2 separate regions of the Homo sapiens genome follow, and region 1 is linked to region 2. The links are chromatin loops, found by intact Hi-C in ENCODE. Cell type or tissue: Calu3. All regions are shown on one strand.

Evidence for each region. Hi-C counts contacts between places; a loop is a spot of excess contacts. Peaks named below come from ENCODE experiments on the same cell type or tissue, not always from the same donor. Only the 100,000 strongest peaks of a DNase experiment are listed, where the experiment ranks them.
Region 1: a loop joins it to region 2, with 4 times the contacts of the local background. A loop is called at or near these places in 22 of 110 quality-filtered maps.

The regions. Positions count from the first base shown.
Region 1 is chr15:70,099,251-70,101,750 of GRCh38, forward strand. No RefSeq gene overlaps it. Among named protein-coding and RNA genes, the nearest start is that of TLE3, 2.6 kb to the left of the region's middle. RefSeq lists an enhancer at 1-1,024 and a silencer at 1,253-1,352. In Calu3, a CTCF peak has its summit at 1,371; DNase peaks (open chromatin) are centred at 461, 1,471 and 2,421.
Region 2 is chr15:69,593,519-69,596,018 of GRCh38, forward strand. The region is part of intron 1 of PCAT29 (prostate cancer associated transcript 29); the gene reads left to right. Among named protein-coding and RNA genes, the nearest start is that of PCAT29, 2.6 kb to the left of the region's middle. In Calu3, no CTCF peak of the experiment used is centred here; DNase peaks (open chromatin) are centred at 1,093 and 2,133.

The DNA of each region.
Region 1 (2,500 bases), 510 kb after region 2:
ATATTTTCCCCTCATTAGGAGCCGGAGGTTCGCTTTTGCATCTTAATGAGGAGCTGAGAGCTAGCGGGCGCTCGGAGGCCGGAGCGCGGGGAGTTACACGTGAGCACCCGCCTCAGAACTGAACCTCCCCGCGCCCGCTCCGGCCGCCAGCCCCGAACCGCGCTCCCCTCTTCATTTATTTATTCTCCTAAATAAAAACATAAATCGTGTTTCGGCGCGCACCGAAGACGGGGGAGGGAGAAGCCCGGCTCGACAGATGCGAGCATCTGGCCGCAGCATTCATTAGAAACAAAATGGCTCCTCTTTGGCGCTTCCTTTCCCCCTCCCCCTTCTCTGCCCTCCCCCTTACGTCACGGGTGGGCGCACCCGCTTCTTACTCGCCCCGCCCATTTCTCGCTCCAGCCCCACGTGGGGGACGCCGACCACGCCTCCGAGCAAGGTGCGAGTCACCAATCACGGACCGCCGAAGGGGCTCTTCGTTGCTGATTGGCGGAGCTGCTGGGCCCTGTCAGTCCGCGGCCAGAGCTGTCAGTCAAAACCACGCGGGGTGGGGGAGCGCTGACAAATGCCGAGGCTTCTGAGCCTCCCGCTTGCAAATAGTGCTTGGAATGGCTGCTTAATTAGCTTTGAATGGCTTTTCCTTCCAGCTCAAACAATCTGTCACTACCATGTGGTATAAAGGAGCCATGCATAAAAAAGTAAGCAGAGGCTAAATATCAATTTGATTTTGTGTATCAAAGGAATATTTTATTTTTCTCCCTAGTAATGAAACGTATCAATTTAAATAATAAAAGGTAAAAACACACACACAAACAAAAAAAAAAAAAAAAAAAAAGAAGAAGGAAAAGAAAAGAGGAAAAAAAAGAAAGAAAAAGAAAACCCAAACTCTACGGTGTGGCGACTCCTGCGCACGCCTGAAACAGGTCACTTCCACAGCCCACGTTCTGGAGGAAGCCTGAAGACTTTCCCCTCCCCCCTTTAAACTTGCATTTAGTGTTTTGTTGTCGTCGTCCTCCAGAAGTCTAGAAGGAGTGGTGGAGGAGGGGTGGCCTGTGAAAGGGGACGTGGGGGCGGGGGAGGGGGCGAACTTTAAAGGGAGCTCTTTGAAGCTGCTACTCAAAGTAGAGGGGGTTTTAAGACCCCGTAAACTGGGGGTCCTACAGCAGGTCTCGATTTGGGAGCTGAGAGGAGAGGGGGATGAGAGCGGGTGTGCGTCTCGCTCGGATTTATTAAACACAATGCCTTCAAGATGCCAGGGACGCGGCGCCTCGCCGGGCCTCCCTCTCAGTCTCCCTCTGGACTGGCTCCGACGGCGCCCGCCAGCAGGCGGCCGAGAAGCCGCGGGGCCCCCAGGTCGGGTCTTCCGAAGATTGTGTACAGAAAAGGACAGCAGCTCTGTCTCTCGCCCGGGTGTCCCTCCTGCCCCGACGTCCACGCCCCCCGGTGACCACACGAGCCAGAGCGCTCCAGCAGGGCAGACCCACGTCGAGTTCACCTGTGAGCCCCAGCGCCAGGGCCGAGCCCGGCACGCTGGAGGAGTTCGCGGCTGCGTGTCCCCGACGCGGTTTTGCAGAGCGCCGCCTCCTCCGCAGAGCCGGGCGGTAGAACCACGCTACGCAGTCAGGAAGAACAGCGCTTGAGCGCTCACTAGGTACAAGGCAGGGCACTGCTACCCAGGCAGCGCTCTCCTCTCCCTTACCTCACTCCCGAGGGAAGCAGTTTGGCTGGGGACCCCATTTTATAGAGCAAAAAAGAGAGGCTGAGAAAGCTCAATCATTTGCCCCAAGCTGGGCAGAGGGTCAGGATTCGAATCCAGGGCAGCCAGTTTAATGGCCAACCTCAGCGACCCCTTTGCTTACGCAAGCTGGATACGTGCAAGTTTTTGCTGAAGAAAAGGCATTCATTCATTCATTCATGCCCAGCCCTTTCTGAGAGCCTGGCTTTGGGAGAACAGGCCTCTCCTGCCTGTAGCTCCCACTCACTCCTCACCCAGCGTCACTCCCCGCTCTCACCGGCTGCCTGAACCCTGAGCAGGAAGGGGGCAGGGAGGTAAGGAACCAGGCCAACATCCCTTTAAGCTTACCACCGCTATCTCCCCGCACCCCCCCACCCCGCCCCAACATGCCACCCCACAAATTAGGAAAAACAAGGAGAAAAATACATGTCTTTTATGCTGGAGAAAGAGAAAAGAAAATAAAAAACATGTATACAACACCCCGTCCAAAGGCTTGACAATTATTTTAAAGAAGGAGGGGAGTCGAGAGAAAGAGTTCAAACGTCTCTGTCTCCAGTTCTAATTGGAAACGTTTCAACTGTTTATGTTACAAGAAGTGTCAGGGTCATTTGCTACCGGAGAGCTGACTTTTCATTGGCTGCTTAATTGAGTACCTCGGAGTCCACCCCACGTGGGAGAGGAATTCCTGGCACATTAAAAAAAAAAAAAAAAAAAAAAGTCACCCGGGTGAGACAGAAAGCCCGGCCTGGATTTACAGAGCAGCGG
Region 2 (2,500 bases):
GTACTCCCAGGCCACTAGGGCTGGCTAGAGCTAATTTTTAGAATGCCCCCTTGATGATCCTGGCAACTTGTTTCATATTGACCTGGAGACACGGCATGGGCCCAGATCCAAATGTACTGCTAAGCCTACATTTGCTGTACTTGTGGGCAAGGAAAAGCCACCCCAATTACTCCATGTGGATTTCTCGTCTCAGAATATTCCATGGCTTGTCTGGTCTCACTGCAGAACTGCGGGGTGTGGTTGGGCAGGTTGCACACGACTGTGCTCATGACTCCCCTTAGACTCACACGGGAGCCTTGATTCCACGCTGGTTGCACGGTTTCATTTCTGTGCCTCCAGGTTCTCCCTCTGGACTGTGAGCTCTGGGATGCAAGAGATGCGACTTCCTCTTCTATTGCTTGCCCAAGGGGCTTGTGTAGGCCTGGCCACTCGTTTCTCTCCCCGTTCCTTCTGTCCCTCCGAGAAGACACTCAGACCCTGCCACCCATCCTCACACCGGATGTGAATGGAGGTCACTGCAGTCCCTCTCCTGGGCTACGCTTTAGGGCCCACTCTCATGGTGGCAGAGTCAATGTTGGCATCTGTTAAAGGGACCTCAGCCCAGTGGGCGGGGAGAGTGCTTTCCTGCAGAGCGGGTTGTGCTCAGTTGTGAACTCACAGCCAGCGCTGGTGAGACAAGCTCCAAGGCAGAGGCTAGTTTTCTCGGTCTTCCTCATGAACACGTGGTGGCTGCATTAGCTTATCCACAGGGTCCTCCTACTCTAAGCTTCTGGTCCCAATCAGTAAGCGACTGGCCCCTACTAGACCCCCACCTACTGGGTATTTGACTGATGGATGGAGTCACCATCTGTCTGCTTGGGCACCTGGAGCCCCTGAGCTCCAGTCCCTGCAAGCCTTTCCCTGCAGAGCCCAACCGCAGGGTTTGGCTGATAGCCTGGAACTGCCTCACCATCATTTTTCACTGGCCCCACCCCAAAGGACAGCCTCCCCAAGTAACCTTTTTCAATTGCTCCAACTTCCCTGGAGTGTTGACTTAGCCAGAGAGCACGCTCCCTCTCTAACCTCGGTGTGTTTGCTCAGCGGAGGAGCGGGCATTAGGTCCGCTTGACTCCATGAGCACACAGGTTCCTCTGTCTTTACAGGAGCGTCCCACGGAGGGGGTGCGGCGGGGGGCAGGGGAGACTGAGGAGGGAGGCGCAGCTTCCTGTTCTGCTGCCGGTTATCACAGGCTGTTCTAATGCTGCTCAAACAATATTGAGAATAACCCCGGCTCAATAGCACCAGTGTTAGGCTGCAAAGTCAATATTGGCTGAGCAAACACAGCAAATAAGGAGTTGCTATTTGCGTAGCTATGAGTACTTGTGTGCTCCGGCTGCCTCGACAGGGCCCTTGGAAATGAATGGGAAGGAGGAGGGTGTCTGGAGGTGGAGTGGGTTCCTGAGAGGGGATAGGCCAGGGTTTCTCACCTTGGCATTGTTAACAATTGGGGCCGGATGGTTCTTTGTTGTGGGGGAATATCCTCTGCGTTGTAGGATGTTTAGCAGCAGCCCTGGCCTCTGCCCTCTAGATGCCAGTAGCACCCGCTCCTGATTGTCCAGAGAAACCAAAATGTCTCTTGACATTGCCACATGTCCCCTGGGAAAGGACAGAGGGCAAAACCTCCCCCTGCTGAGACACACTAGGCTAGGTGCAGGACAAGGCTGAGGAGCAGACGGGCTAGAAAAGAGAGAAGGGCTGGGAGGGGCTCACTATGCCTCTTTGACCCTCCTGCTTTCCAGCTGGGGCTCTCCCCAGTCTCTTGTGAGTGCCAAGAAAAGCCAGCCTTTTTAAGAACTAGATGCAATGTACAAGTGCCTCTTCGATAGAAGAGCCTTTTCAGCTGCTGGCTGGATGTCCGTGGCCACCTGCTTACCCTTGCCCTGTCTTGGAACTCACTCCTGTTCTCCACCCCGAGAAAGAGAGAGGTGGTGAGATGCTCAGATAATTTATGTCTGTCTCTCTCTTGTAGAATTTCTGGCATGTTTTGCCCTGGCCGGTGACCTTCTCAGTCAGACATGCCTATTTATAACAATCTGTCCCTGGCTCTACTTCCTCCCCTTTGCCACAAGGGATTGGCTCGTGCATTCTTGAATGCTGCAAGTGGCCAAGGCTGGGCCTGTGGGAGGGCATGGGGCAGGGAGGGGAGCCAGGCACGCTGGCCAGAGGGCCTCCCTGGGGACAGGCTGCACCAGCTCAGTTCTCCTTCAGGCTCTGCAGGGTCACATCCAGGTTCACCTTTGGTCCGCTACTGGGAGGGCGATAGAGAGAGCGCTTATAGCCTGGTGAAGGCCAGGGCTGCCTCAGGGGCTGTCTGTGCCATAGTCACCAGTCCTCATTGCTGGGCCATAGCTGGAGCAGAAAGACGCCCAGAGAGGCTGTGCTGAGGGGCTCCGAACACATCTTGATGCCTGGAGACTTCTCCTCCAGGCCGGGCTGCCACGGCTCCCAGGTTGGGGTGGAT